2 separate regions of the Mus musculus genome follow, and region 2 is linked to region 1. A link is a loop called in an ENCODE intact Hi-C map of the cell type or tissue named here. Cell type or tissue: heart. All regions are shown on one strand.

Region 1 (8,000 bases):
AACTCATAAATCTGAGTCTTAACATGTTTCTAAACACTGAACCATCAAAGTCACAAATTCAGAATGGTGAATATGAAGCTACAAAAATACTTGTTGTTTCCCACCCAAGATTATTCTGAGAATTAGGGAATACAGGGAATTAGGCCTTGGTGATTGTAAACACCAGTTAGAGCCCAGTCAGTCACCAGTGAAGGCAAACTGTGTTTATTTAGGAGTTAGACCCTGTGTGAGTATGCAAACGCTAAGGGTATGAAGATTTGCTAGGGAGTGTCAACACCGTGAACCAGTCAGTGCTTCTAAAGCTTTGGGGCTGAAAACTGTCACATACATGCATCCATTGCAGGAGGAGAGCAAAGTGGAGCTCATGGAAATGCCCCCTGGGAGGTGAGGTGGAGGCGCTGCGCCTGAGACTGATGGAGGTGAGAGGGGCAGGTGGTTTGGAAGACAAGCTCGAGGTGAAGGGAAGCCTGAAGTATTAGCTGGCTTCACCGTGGGACTGATTTCTCAAATCCATGCTGCCTGCACCAGGTCTAACTTCTAATTCTGCGCAGCTTCCATTTCCCGTATTCCATTAGAAAGAAGAGTAGTTCAGTTAAGTCAATCCAACACCACACCCATTTGTAAACTTGTCATTTATGTCTTTTAACTAAGGTCAACGTCTAAATAGATCCAACTATGTTTAATATCCAGATAGATACAATAGCAAAACTACCCTTTTGGTTAGCATAGTACGCACCTTCCTCAGAGAATCAAAAGCACAGAATCATAGCACACTTACACCTAGCAGAGTATGCACAACACCCTGCTTTATCTTTGGGTGGTGGTCTCTCCTCTTATGTGAAACACATTTCTTTGATACCCCATACTAAGTATTCAAAGGCACCCAACGGAGCTGTTAGCCAGTAGCTCCAGAGTGATGGGAAAGCCTGACTGTTGGACTCTGTGCCATGAGCCCACTGACAGACTGCAAACTCTGGGTCATTAGGTGGGCTTTATAAGCAGAAGCAGCACGGCACGGAGCATAATGATGATGAATATGACATTCTTCATCCATAGATTGACAAGAACACAGGGAAAGGAAAGGCAAACCCATAATCAGCGGGTGTCGTAGTCAGGGTTTCTATTCCTGGACATAACATCATGACCAAGAAGCAAGCTGGGGAGGAAAGGGTTTATTCAGCTTACACTTCCACATTGCTGTTCATCACTGAAAGAAGTCAGGACTGGAACTCAAGCAGGTCAGGGAGCAGGAGCTGATGCAGAGGCCATGGAGAGATGTTCTTTACTGGCTTGCTTCCCCTGGCTTGCTCAGCCTGCTCTCTTATAGAACCAAGACTACCAGCCCAGGGATGGTCCCACCCACAAGGAGCCTTTCCCCCTTGATCACTAATTGAGAAAATGCCTTACAGTTGGATCTCATGGAGGCATTTCCTCAACTGAAGCTCCTTTCTCTGTGATAACTCCAGCTGTGTCAAGTTGACACAAAACTAGCCAGTACAGAGGGCCTGCCTTGTGAGGACAGAGTTCTTGCCTTTGCTTGCTTGATGACTGCACAGGGGATTTTTGCTCTGGCGTTGCTTCACTTTCTCCTCCTTTTGTTGCTATGGTTTTCATGTCATAGTTAAGAATCATTTCCAGGACTGATAAACAAAATGTGATATGTGTATACATGTGAATAACTATTCAGCAATCCAAGGGAATCCCATAGGCGGACAAAATTGAAGGAAATGGCATGTGAAATATAGTTCAAGAAGACAACTATTGTACAGTCTCATTTAGGTCTGAAATGAAAAGAGTCAAAGTTATACAGAAAGTATTTGCTTCAGTTTCAGAAGTTGGGGAAATGGGAAGACGTTGGTCAGAGAGTACAAATGTTTAGCCACAAATACAAGTTCTAAAATCTAATGCCCAGCATAGTGACAGTGGTCAACAGCATGTTACTCATGAAATTGTCAAGATGAGCCAGTTGGTGGTGGCATACACCTCTAATTCCACCAAGATCAGAAGCAGGTGGATCTCTGGGTTAGTTTACAAAGCAAGTTCAAGAACAGTCAGGGCCGCACAGAGAAACACTGTCTCAGAAAAAGAAAAAAACCCAACAAAACAAAGAGTCAAAAAGAATTGGCAAGATGGTATATTTTAAGTTGTCTCATCCCTGTCCATGTACAATATCATAGCAGTGACTGATAGTGGTTGTACTGGATGACTGGATTTTAAAAATTATGATGGTCTGATCTCCATTGTTAACTTGATTGACATTAGCATTTCTAAGACTGGCCAGAAAAAAAAAGGAAATACAAATTGTGAGTATCAAGCAAGGAAGAAAGGAAATCAATACTGGATTTATAGACATTGTAAATAATTTTATAGCAATATATGAAAAACCTTAGATAAGAAGCCCACACATTTGAAGACATAGTTGTAAATTACATATCTGATAAATCCCTTATATATCTGATAAAGCACATATAAATACAACAGCTTTCATTTCAACAATAAAAAGACAACTTAGTTAAAAAATAGGAAAAGGATTAGAATACAAAAAGAAAATATTAAAGTCCTATCATGGTTAATAAACATAGGAAAAGATAACCATCTTCGTTAGTCATTAGAGAAATGCAAATTTAACCAAAAGGATGCTCTAGTTGGTAACCAGGGTGAAGGCCATCATAAAAGAGGGGTGATAACTGATGCTGAGGACTAGCCCACAAGGAAAGGAGAGATTGAAACGCTGACCCTTGTTGGTGGCAGTGATGCTACTGGCTTTGAGCTATGTGTGCTGGTGACACTGCCAGGACTCTACTGTACAAGGTGCAGCAATGTTAGAAAATAGCCTCGTATTTCCTGAAAATGCTAAGCCCTGGCATCCATTCCCACATCTGCCAACATTTAATCATGACCACTGGAGTCCTCTGAGTGATTTGTCCAAATCTGTGGAAAACCTCCGGAGGTCAGTTCAGTCCAAGGAGGTTGAATTTCAGATCTGGAGTCTCATTTAAATGCCAATTATATGAAGTCTAAAAAAAATTGGAAATTCATAAAATATGGCAAAATATGAATCAAGAAGATGAAGCCATCTCTGGAAACTTAGTTGTTTTCCATGTTCATTCCAACGAGAAATGGGATCACACAGTCTGGGTATGTGCTGGCACTAGACTCTAAAATAGAGTGAAAAGTATGCAAGGGCAAGTTGGCTCTGTGATGTCAGAAGTAACTATGGAAACCAGTCTGTGTCTGAAAAGAAAAAGTTCTCAGCTTCCTTTATGGGCCTGCCACTGTTTCCTTTGACAGAGTTGATCTTTGTTTCTGTTGCTCTCATAACTGTTGTTGGAAGTAGGGTTTCATCATGCCATGAAATATTTTTCATATTAAAAGTAAGGAAACTAAAATTTTGCATCACATAATTATAACTATAATATGAAGGAGACTCAAAAATGAATGAAAAATACCATATAATAACTTAAACCAGAATCCACACACACACACACACACACACACACACACACACACAAACACACACACATATGTATTTAACCATGATATCAACTTCAGATTTGTTAATTTCTTTTAAAATAGAGTAGAAAGTTAAAACTTCCTTAAGAAGATTTGTTTTGGGTATCTGAGAGATGACTCAGTGGCTGTACTTTCAGAGGACCTGGGTTCAGTTTCCAGCACCTACATATCGTCTCACAACTGCAGTCCCAGCATCCTCTTCTGGACTTTGCAGGTAACAGGCACATAAATGGAGCACAGACCTACATGCAGGCAAAACACCTACACACATAAAAGTAAATATTCAAAAATGACTTAATTGATTATTTGATTTATGTGTCTGTGCATGCCATGTCTGAGCAGATGAGTATTGAGACCGGAAGAGGCTGTTTGATCTCCTGGAAGTACCATGATATAAATGCTGGGAGCTGAACCCATTTATCCAAAAGAGCAGTAAGTGCTCTTAACTGATGAACCTTCTCTCTGGACCCCTTACACTTTTTAAAAAATTAATAAAAGCAATTATCTTATTTAACAGACAGTTCCTGTTAGAATGCAGTGGTTATGTTTATAAGTAATTTTATGGATGTAGTGTTGATCATTTGAATTTTTTAGTTGGACTGAATTATTTAGAATTAAAGGTTTGTTTACAACATGTTTCAAACACTCTCTAGAATTTTTTACTTTCTAGAGGCTTGGAATCACATATGTGCTCCAGTTTTGAGCAAGTTTTAAAGTGAGATATAGCACAATGCCCAAGACTTAAACACACTTATTTTTGCAGAACATTTGTGCTTATGGGTACAGTAAAACAGCGTATTCCACAGTGGATGCTAGCCGAGTGTTCTCTCTTTGTACCATTTAAGATAAAAAACAGTTAATAGTGAATAGCCACACATAAAGAAGACTAGCCAGGTCAGCGTGAGATTCTTTATAGAAAGAGTCAAGGTTTTGGAAAATTCCCATGTCCTGCTTGAGAGATTGTTGCAATGTGATGCAAAAAGGAAAAAAATAAAATGTATTCCTAAATGAATGGAAGGCAAAAACCTTTTCTGAGATCTCCTTTGGAAGAGATTAATGTGTTACCAAAAGTAAAACATGAGGTGTTTCGAGTGCTCTTCTAGAGGAATTTACAGCTCAGTCGATGAGTTCTTGGCTTGTGTAAGGCCCAGGGTTCAAACCACAGCACCACAAAAGCAGAAGAAAAGGACAAAGGAATGTACTTCTGAAGGTTATTAAAAAATATTTCCCAAAGCAAACGTGTAATACTAAATAAATATTTAATTTCTTAGCAAACAAATCACAAAGCCATCTAGGAGCAATTAAGCTCCAATTGTGCACACAAATAACAAAATCAGAAATGCATGCATTTTAATTTCAAAAATTGATCTTCATAAGAGTCTTTATACCCTGCCTTCATAAGAGTTTTTATTGCTGTGAAGAGACACCATGGCCACTGTAACTCTTATAAAGGAAAACATTTCCTTGGGGCTGGCTTACAGTTCAGAGGTTTAGTGATTATTGTCATGGCAGGAAGCCTGGCAGCATGCAGGCAGACATGGTGCTGGAGAAGCAGCTGGGAGTTCTACTTGATCTTGATCTGAAGGCAGGCAGAGACTGAGAGCCACTAGGCACAGCTTGAGCTTAGGAGACATCAAAGCCCACCACCACAGTGACACACTTCCTCAAACAAGGCCAAACCTCTTAATAGTGCTACTCCCTATGGTCCAAGCATTCAAGCACTTGAGCCTGTGGGGCCATGGCTATTCAAACGTCCACATCCCCATCCATGTGAGCTCAGCTTTTGTTCCCATCTACACATCTCTTCCCTGTTTCTCTTCTTTTTATTGCTTTCTCTTTCCTTCCTTTTCCAACCAGCTCCTCTAGTTCTTCTCTCTTGTCTTCATTTTCTTTCTTTTTTTCTATCACCTTCATTTATCTTCCTTCCTTCCTTCCTTCCTGTTCACAATTGAGAGTTAATCTTGTTAGATTTTTCCTTCGATCAGTATGAAGTGCCCTTCCTTATCGTTTTTGATAACTTTTGGTTGAACGTTGATTTTATTCTATATTAGAATAGCTACTCCAGCTTGTTTCTTGGAACCATTTGCTTGGAAAATTGTTTTCCAATCTTTTACACTGAGTCTGTCTTTGTCACTGAGGTGGGTTTTCTGTACGAAGCAAAGTGTTGGGTCCTGTTTTCATATCCAATCTGTTAGTCTATGTCTTTTTTTGGGGGGGAACTGAGTCCATTGATGTTAAGAGATATTAAGGAATAGTGATTGTTACTTTCTGTTATTTTTATTGTTAGAGGTGGAATTATGTTTGTGTGGCTATCTTCTTTTGGTTATGTTGAAAGATTACTTTCTTGCCTTTTTCTGGGATGTAGTTTCTCTCCTTCTGTTGGTATTTTCCATCTCTTATCCTTTGTAGGGCTGAATTCGTGGAAAGATACTGTGTGAATTTGGTTTTATCATGGAATACTTTGGTTTCTCCATCTATGGTAATTGAGAGTTTTGCTGGGCATAGTAGCCTGGACTGTTATTTGTGTTCTCTTAGGGTCTGTATAACATCTGCCCAGGATCTTCTAGCTTTCATAGTTTCTGGTGAGAAGTCTGGTGCAATTCTGATAGGTATGCATTTATATGTTACTTGACTTTTTCCCTACTGCTGTTAATATTCTTTCTTTGTTTAGTGTATTTGGTGTTTTGATTATTATGTGACAGGAGGAATTTTTTTCTCTGGTTGAGTCTATTTGGAGTTCTGTAGGCTTCTTGTATGTTCATGGGCATCTCTTTCTTTAGGTAAAGGAAGTTTTCTTCTATAATTTTGTTGAAGATATTTGCTGGCCCTTTAAGTTGAAAATCTTCATTCTCATCTACTCCTATTATCCTTAGGTTTGGTCTTCTCATTGTGTCTTGGATTTCCTGGATGTTTTGGGTTAGGATCTTTTTGCATTTTGCATTTTCTTTGATTGTTGTGTCCATGTTCTCTATGGAATCTTCTGCACCTGATATTCTCTCTTTCATCTCTTGTATTCTGTTGCTGATGCTTGCATCTGTTTCCTGATTTCTTTCCTAGGGTTTCTATCTCCAGAGTTGTCTCCCTTTGGGTTTTCTTCATTGTTTCTACTTCCATTTTTAGATCTTAGATGGTCTTGTTCATCCATCACCTGTTTGGATGTGTTTTCATGTGATTCTTTAAGTGATTTTTGTGTTTCTTCTTTAAGGACATCTACCTGTTTAGCAGTGTTTTCCTGTAATTCCTTTAGGGATTTTTTTGTGCTTCCTCTTTAAGGGCTTCTTCCTGTTTAGCAGTGTTCTGTATTTCTTTAAGTGAATTATTAATGCCCTTCTTAAAATAGAGGTACCAGCATCATGAGATATGATTTTAAATTTGAATCATGCTTTTCAGGTGTATTGGGGGTATTCAGGACTTGCTGTGGTAGGAGTATTGGGTTCTGATGATGCCCAGTGGTCTTAGTTTCTGTTAGTAAGATTCTTTCATTTGCTTTTCACCATCTGGTAATCTCTGGTGTTAAATATTCTAGCTGTCTCTGGCTGGAGCTTGTTCCTCCTGTGATTCTGTTAGCCTCTGTCAGCACTCCTGGGAGTCCAACTCTCTTCTGAGTCCCAGTGGTCAGAGCGCTCTCTGCAGGCAAGCTCTCCTCTTGCAGGGAAGGTGCACAGAAGTCTGGAGCTCAGATCCACCTCCTGATTCCTGGGGTCAGAGCCCTCCCTGGAGGCCAACTCTTTTCTGGCAGGGAAGTTGTCCAGGGGTCTGGGTCTCAGCTCTGTCTCCTGGCTGAGGATGAAGGCCTGAAGGGACCCTGTCCAAGAAGCTCTGTTGCTTCTGGTGTCCATGTGCTCTCCTGCATAGACTGATCTCAGTGATTCAAAGATTCTGGGTGTGCTAGGGCCTGCCTTTGTCCTTTGACCCTGTTGCTGCTAGCACAAGACCCTCTGGTTTTTTTGGAACTGATGTTGTGTTTCACTTACCAGTGATCTCAAGATCCCCAGTGTGCTAGGGTGCCTGCAGCGTGGAGAGTCCTCTGGGAAGCTTGGGACCTTCTGCTGAGCTCGTGCCCAAGATGGGATCTGTATTGTTTTTCTTAACAGCCGTATTAATTTACACTCTTACCTGGAAGGTATAATGGTTCCTTTATCTACACATCTTTGTCTGCATTTTATTTTTCATATGATACTTCATTGTGGTATTGAGTGGCATTTCCCTGGCCAGTTATACTATGTGATGCTAAAAAGCTTCCTTGGTCTTGTCTAGTTGAGTTCTTGTCTTAGTTAATTTCTATTACTGTGAAGAGAGACTGTGACCATGACAATTTGTATAAAGGAAAATATTTAATTGGAATTTTTTGAAACCTTGTTCAGAGGTTTAGTCCATTGTAATCACGATAGAAATCATGGCGGCATGCAGGCAGACATGGTGCTGGACAGGTTGCTGAGAGTTCTGTATCTAGATCTGCAGGCAGCAGGCACAAAGTGGATAAGTGA
Region 2 (8,000 bases), 670 kb before region 1:
AACAAAACACAACAGAACGTTTGCAGCTGGTTCTGCTGTGTTCCTAATTCGCCTTTGTAATATAACTATTGGTCTCTGACCTTAGATCAGAGGTTGGCAATTAGTTGAATGCTATCAAAAGTCTAACTAGATTATTTACATATTCAGAGGGTTAACTCAGAGACTAAGCAATAGCACCAGTAGACTACCTATATTCAGTCCTGGGCTGCTGCTGGCACTTAGGAAAAAGGACTTAAGTTACCAGTGAAAGACTGAAGCTCACTGTTACCGATTTAAGAATCAGTGCCCTTTGGGGAGCTAGTTTTGTTTAGGAAAACTTGAAATGTCTGTCTCCCAGTTGGAAAACTTGCCTTGCGTATACCCACCCAACTTAAGCCTTTAGGAAAAGACAAAATTAACAGGCCTGGATTTTAAGTATTAATATTGTGGCTGGGTTATATATGGGGTTGAGAGAATCTGGTATTTTGATTTACCCCATTCCATGTTTTTATAAAATATACAAAGAAGGTTTTATGAGAAGCTGGCTCGGAGTCCTGAACCTAAGACCATCTGAGTAAGTATGCTTAAGAAATCCACTGATAACTCTGAAACACGATCTGCTGACCCAAACCTAGAGGCAGGGATGCCCACAGGCTTGAGTGTACACAAGGGCTCATGGGAGAGCCACAAGACCCCGTGTGTCGATGCAGTCGGTTCTGGCCCACAGAGTAACGGGAGCGTGGGAAGCTAACCTGCCGCACAGAAATCGCATGACACTTCCTCTGCCTCCTCAGCAGCTGAACTCATCTGATGGAACCACAAACCCAAACCCATTCCACTCAGGGTTCCCGAAAACAAAGGCACCTGCTGGGAACTGCCTGCCCTTGGGGGGAAATGGAACTGATTTAAAAATTAAAAGCTGTGGTAGGGTTTGTCAACCTTCGGAAGGTTGTGTGCCTTATGCATTAGTAATGTATAGGTGAGAGTAATGTATAGGTGAGAGTAATGTATAGGTGAGAGTAATGTATAGGTGAGAGTAATGTATAGGTGAGAGTAATGTATAGATGAGAATAATGTTTGCTTTTTCCATGAAACATTCTAAAGGAAAATATTCTTTGCACTTCAGACCAGGTTCCAGGAGTGGACATTTTCAAAGATGTAGAATTTGTGGGAACTAGTGTGTGCTAGTCTCCGTGAGTTACACACACCAGGCACTTGAGGGGTCCCTGCAAATACTGTGACTGGCAGGAACATGGGCCAAAAGAGATAGGATTAGAGAAACTCGGGTTCACTTGATTTAGCCAGCGCTGATTGAAACTTCTGGAGCCTGACACCAAATGCTTTATTTTTTACATATTTAAACACAATAAAACTTAAAGAAAAGTTTTCTCATGACAGTTGTCCCAGCAAAGCTTTAGGCATGGCCACACCCAAACGCCTTTACAAAGTGCATCTCCTTAGCAAAGCACCTGTGACCTTTACATATAGAATGTGTTCTGTTGACTGACAAGCAGTGCTCAGGCCCTATGGGGAAGGGTTTATGATAAGCCCAAGGATAGATTCTATTGACTGAGAGACAATGCTCAGGATTCTAGGAGATTCTGGTGCAGGTTAGCATCAAAGACTAGCAAAAGATCACCAGATCAAACAGCATCCACTCCAACCTTCTGGTGAACAGCTGTCAGTTTCTTCCACTGAAGACCAAAGCCTGTGTGGTTAACAGTTCTCATTTCTCTAGTGCTTATTATGTGTGAGCACGTGGACCTCTTGCCCTGTACAAGGTTTCACGAATTAAAAACAAGTCAGACCGTACTTTCTCCTCTGTAATCGTATAGATACTGTGATCGTATAAATACTATAGAGATTTACTGCACATCAATCAGCATTTTAAAAACTGACCTCAAAATGTTAGATTTGTTTTTAGTATTTGTGTGTGTGTGTGTGTGTGTGTGTGTGTGTGTGTGTGTGTGTGTGTGTGTGTGCCTGTGGAAGTCAAAGGTGCCAGATGCCCTGGAGCTGGAATAAGCAGTTGTAAGCTGCCTGATGTGGGTGCTGGGAACCAAACCTGGGTCCCCTACAAGAGCAACCGAGCCATCTTAAGCACTGAGCCATCTTTCCAACCCTGGTGTCAATTTCAAGTCTCACTTAAACATGAGTTTGGAATTATCTTTTAATCCTAATCCTAAAACGCCAACATGTATGTACTATACATGTATGCACTACACACCAGGGAGGAAGAGAGCACATAACTAACATTCCAGGATAAACAACAAGCGTGGCGTTTCTTCCTGACAATCAGGTGGTCATCCTGAGTCCCACAGGAACACGAGAGAAAGGGGCCACAGGCCAGCCTAGGCTTTCAGCAGAGGCTTGCGATAATAGGAAGGGCTTCCCACGCCACACTTGGTCTTGCTTTGATGGTGCTTTTCTGTATTAAAACACACATCTGTCTTGCTATTTGAAAGGCAGAGGATACTGAGCTGAATTCTCACTTGTGCTCAGCGCGATGGCTCGAGCCTTCAATCCCAGTACTCGGGAGGCAGAGACAGTTGGATCTCCATAGGTTTGAGACCAGCCTGGTCTACATAATGAGTTCTAGGCTAGCCAAGGCTACATTGCAAGACCCTGTCTTAAAACAACAACAACAACAACAACAACAAAAAAAAAAAACCCCAAAAACAAAAAACAAAACCAAAGAAAACACAATTAACTGGTTACAACGTTAGGGGTTATCTTAAATCCTCAATTAAATCACAGTTTCGATCCAAGCTGTTTATGAAATGAAATGCAAGAACAGAGAGAGGACTGCTGGGGACCACAGTGCCTGGTTGGTTAAAATTATACTAAACAGCCATAGTAACAAAGCCAGCAAGATAAAGGCATAGAGCCAGATGTGTAGACCAATGGAACAGAAGAAAGAGCCTGGAAAAAAATGCACAAAGCTACAGACTCCCAACTTTTGACAAAGATGCTGAAACAAACACTAGAGAACAGACAGACAGACAGACAGCCTCCTTAACAAGTGGCACTGGGTATTTATGTGCAGAATGAAACTCCCACCTTGTAAAAAAAATTGATTCAAAGTGAATGAAAGTCGTTATATAATATAGACCGGAAACCCTGGAACAACTAGAGGAAACCAGGGAAGACATATCAAGAGCCAGGCATAAGCAAGCAAGCAAACAACAACAAAACAAAAAATGCCCAGTAGTTCCAGCGTTATACAAGAGCTGAACTTCAGAAGTGTTTGTAAGACAAAGGAAATAACAGAGGGGAAGTACAGCATACAGAATGGAGAAAAAGATGTACCAGCTTTCTAGCTGACAAAGGGTTAACATGTACAACATATGAAGGATGGTAAAATTAAGCACATCGAAGCAAATCATTCCATCAATACATGGACAGAAGAAATCAAGTATACAGTTCACAAGAGAAATCCAAACTGGGGGGGGGGGGGCTGAAGCAAATCTTAACCACTGAGATTTCACCTCCCCTGGCCAGAAAAGCGGTAGCAAAGAAATGGAGCAAATGCTAGAAAAAAATGCAGAGACTGGGGGGAAGTTCCTTAAGTGCTTCTTGCGGGGATGGGGACACTAATGAAATCAGTATGGCGTTGGCTCAAAGTGGGCTGAAGAGCTAGCTCCTGCCCTAAATGCAGGAGACCCTAGGTTAAAGCCTGGGCACTGCACGAACCAGATGTAGTGATGCACACATGGGACCCATCACAAAGGAGGCAGTTGTGAGAATTAGACGGTCAAGATCACCCTCGACTGTGCAGCAAGTTCAAAGCCACACTAGGTTGTGTGGGACCCTGTCTCAAATGTTTTAACATTTTAAAAATATTAAAAATATACCTACCATATAACTTCAGACTACTCGTAGGCACTCAAAGGAATCTAAGCCTACCACACAAATACCCACACATCCATGTTCATTGTGGCACTATTCACTATAGCCAAGATATATACTCAGCTTAGACGATAAACAAAGCAAATGCCATGGATGAATGCTGCTTCCTGACTCACTCTCTCTGGTTTCTACTCATCTAGCTTTCTTATACATCCCAGGCTTACCTGCCTAGGGGATGGTTCTGCCCACAGTGGTGTGGTCTTCGATATCAATCATCTCTTGAGAAATCCCACTAACACGGCCTCAGGATAATCTGATCTAGGTAATCCTCCAACTGGGACTCACTCAGATGGCTCTGGACTGTGTCAAACTGACAGCTAACGGCATCCAGGAATGACACTGATCAACAGATGGATGGAATTTTAAACATGTGATACTTATACACAATGGAGTTTTAGCCAGTTATTCAGAAGAACAAAATTCTGCCACTTTCAGGGACATTAGGAGATGTGATTGGAACTGGAAATTGTGTTAAGCAAAATGAGCCAGACCAAAAGGACAAATATCACAGGCTTTCACTCATGTAAAAATCTAGCTTTAGACCAGTAAATGGCATCAAAACAGAAGGGTGCTGGTTGGGAGGTGGACGGAGGCTACAGGGAAGAGGGCATGGGGGAGCAACCAGTATTGTGTATCTTGTCTTGTGGATGGAATCTAGACTTAACTATACATAAGAATATATATGGCACGAAAGTGGAGTAATTTCAGGGGTGAGAGGGACCAGGAGGAGGGGGAACAAGAGCAGGTTACGGGACGTGAACATAAGCAGAGTACAATGAGATGCATGCAGCTATGTAAACACCATTACGAGGTCTATTGCTCTGTATAATGAAAAGAATACAACGGAAAGGGGTGAACTTAGAGCAAAGGCATAACAGCGTTGTAACAAAGATCCTGGGTGCTGGTGGGTGTGTCAGCTTGGTGCAAGCTAGGGCCATCTGGGAAGAGAAATCTGTGAGGCATTGTCTTCATTAATACCAATGTGGGAGAGCTCAGTTCACTGGGGGATGGTGCCACCCCTGAGCAGGTGATCCCAGATTATATTAGAAAGCCAGGTGAACTAGCCATGAGGGCAAGCCAGCATGACATTTTTCTATAGCTTCTTGCTCCAGTGCCTGCCTCCGGGCCCCTGCTCCAGTGCCTGCCCCGGTGTCCCTCCATGATGTGGGAGCATAAGCCAAAGAAACCCTTTCCTCCCCGTACTTTTGGTCTTGAATTTTATCATATCAATGGATAGCAAACTAGGACATGGTGTCAAAATAGATTTCATTTTTACTTTTTTACATATGTATTTCAGAGCCTGCTCAATGGCTTGATGTGTTCCAAGCCAGAAGACCCCATAGAGTACTTGGAAACTTGTTTACAGAAAGTCAAGGAGCTAGGAGGCTGTGACAAGGTGAAGTGGGACACATTTGTCAGCCAGGAAAAGAAGACGTTACCGCCCCTAAATGGAGGACAATCACGGAGATCCTTCCTCCGAAATGGTAATGTGTGTGCGGGATGATGGGCATCTCACTGGAGAGCAAATCTCTTTAAAATACACCATGCGGACTGGAGAGAGTGCTTTTCATGACTAGGTTTATAAGTGTTTGGGGGAGGATTTATCTTTTCCTGCTACTACTTCTAATCACCCTCGATACGGAGAAGAAAGCAACACACCATTATCAGGCGATTTTCTGTAAATGTAATAAAAGTTTATATTGCTAAACTCATTATTTTGCAACATAAATTACATTTAAGAATGATGGTTGTATTTTTAACATTGCAAATAGGCTTTTCCCAAATACACAAGTTGAATGCAGATAAAATTAGTAGTTATTATGTAACAACTCAACACTTTTATATTAGTCAGAGTCTTGGCTTGCTAATACTGCTTCCAAGTACAGAGCACATATTAGTGTGTTTTCATAAGTGCATGGATGGTTTATCAGGGTTAATTTAATACAGATTCACTAAGCGACCATTGAATATAAAGGATTTATCATTTGAGTCAAAGACAAAAATAAACTGTTGACTGTCAGGAACAGTTGAGAAATGGAAGCTGTGGTGTGTGGAGCAGATTCACAGTTTTCTAATCTCATTTTCTTTTCTTCTTTTTTTTTAATTGGATATTTTCCTTAATTACTGTTCAAATGTTATCCCCTTCCCAGGTTTCCTTCCCTCCTCCCGTAAAACCCTATCACATCCTCCCTCCCCCCTCCCTGCTTCTATGAGGGCATTCCTCCACCCACCTACCCACTCCCACCTCCCCACCCTTGATTCACCCACACTGGGCACCTATCGAGCCTTCATAGGGCCAAGGGCCTCTCCTTCCACTGATGCATGACAAGGCCATCCTCTGCTACATATGCAGCTGGAGCCATGTGTACTCCTTGGTTGGTGGTTTAGTCCCTAGGAGTTCTGGGGGGTCTGGTTGGTTGATATTGTTGTTCTTCCTATGGATTGTAAACCCTTAAGCTCCTTCAGTTCTTTCTCTAACTCCTCTATTGGGGACCCCGCGCTCAATCCAATTGTTGGCTGCAAGCATCCACCTCTGTATTTGTAAGGCTCCGGCAGGGCCTCTCAGAAGACAACTATATCAGGCTCCTTTCAGCACACACTTGTTGGCATCCACAACAGTGTCTGGGTTTGGTAATTGTATATGGGATGGATCCCCAGGTGGGATAGTCACTGGATGGCCTTTCCTTCAGTCTCTGCTCCATACTTTATCTCCATATTTGCTCCTGTGAGTATTTTGTTCTCCTTCTAAGAAGGACCAAAGCACCCACACTTTGATCTTCCTTCTTCTTGAGCTTCATGTGGTCTGTGAATTGTATTTTGGTTATTTGGAGCTTTTGGGCTAATACCCACTTATCAGTGAGTGCATACCGTATGTGTTCTTTTGCATCCAATCTCATTTTCAAGTGTGTGTTTGTCAAAACCATGGGCTATTCAGCCTTCTCCATGGAATGAAGTTATGAGTATAATAGTCTGTAAATGAAGAATTAGCTCCAATCAGGGGAAGGTAAACTAATTCTTTTGCAGTGGCCAAGACAAGTATATTTTCAAATTTTAAATTATGTTCAAAAATTGTTGAACAAGGTTGGAAAAAATGGCTCAGTGATTGAGACTGCTGCCTACTCTTCCAGAGGACCTAGCTTCAGCTCCTAGCACTCATAACTGGCTGCTCACCATTGCCTAGATTTCCAGCTTCAGGGGATCTACTGCCCCCTTCTGGCCTCCACAGACACCTGCACTTACATGTGCCTACCACCCAACTCCTGACACACACATACACACATAAAGAAATAGTAAAATAAAATTTAAAAATATTGTCTCACAAAAGTTTCAGCCACACCAAGAGGTCGAAACAAACTTTCTTTGCAGTAAATAAAAGGAGGAAACGACTCTTGGTATGTGTGGCCACATCAGTTGGATTTTGTGACCCCAGTTAGATTTTATTTGAATATGGTGTGGGAAAAAGTCATGGTGTGCTAATATTTAAGAAGCTCAAGAAGAGAAGAGTAGAAATATCATTCCCTCAAAGACATCTCCAGAGAGAGAAGTTTCTTTCCTCGTGCACACAGGAGTGATGCTGCTGCTAATTATATTTTCTTTAATCATTGGACAATCCTCTCTATGGACTGTTCTCAAGAAAACATTACGCTTTGCTGTCCTGTACCTGGAATATATGCTAGGGAGATACAAAATATTTTTCTAAATTCATTTATTTTGTAATTACAAATTTTTATTTTATAAAGTGATTTGTACTTTTATCCTTTGTATTATTGTTTTGTTTTGTTTGTTTTGTTTTAAAATGCTGGGGATTTGGACTCAGGACTTCATGCAAGAAAGAAAAGCACTCTAGCAGCTGAGCTGTAGCTCTACCCCTTCCTAGATGTAAACTATACTTGGTGGAATAGATTGTTACATTCAAGTATATTTCTAACTGCCCCCATAAGCTTAAAGATTTCTAGAAATAGGATGATTCATAATTTTTGCAAACATATTGACAATGGTAGACAAACATACAGTTACCTTGACAAATTATTCTGTGACATGAAATATTTCATCATCTAGGTGAGTCACTTAAATGAAAATACCATAAAGCAATGGCAAACAATTGGCAGACA

The links. Hi-C counts contacts between places; a loop is a spot of excess contacts. Peaks named below come from ENCODE experiments on the same cell type or tissue, not always from the same donor. Only the 100,000 strongest peaks of a DNase experiment are listed, where the experiment ranks them.
Region 2: it touches region 1 in a loop (18-fold over the local background); 5 of 42 quality-filtered maps call a loop at or near these places.

Annotation. Positions count from the first base shown.
Region 1 is chr3:151,983,614-151,991,613 of GRCm38, reverse strand. It overlaps Gm31739 (predicted gene, 31739), which reads right to left and starts at 3,170. Exons shown (of 3, transcript NR_166109.1): 1 at 2,737-3,170; 2 at 1,408-1,781. In heart, no CTCF peak of the experiment used is centred here; no DNase peak of the experiment used is centred here.
Region 2 is chr3:152,657,888-152,665,887 of GRCm38, reverse strand. Ak5 (adenylate kinase 5) reads left to right here. Exons shown (of 14, transcript NM_001081277.2): 2 at 5,186-5,372. Among named protein-coding and RNA genes, the nearest start is that of AI115009, 5.0 kb to the left of the region's middle. In heart, no CTCF peak of the experiment used is centred here; no DNase peak of the experiment used is centred here; H3K27me3 peaks cover 1,564 bases.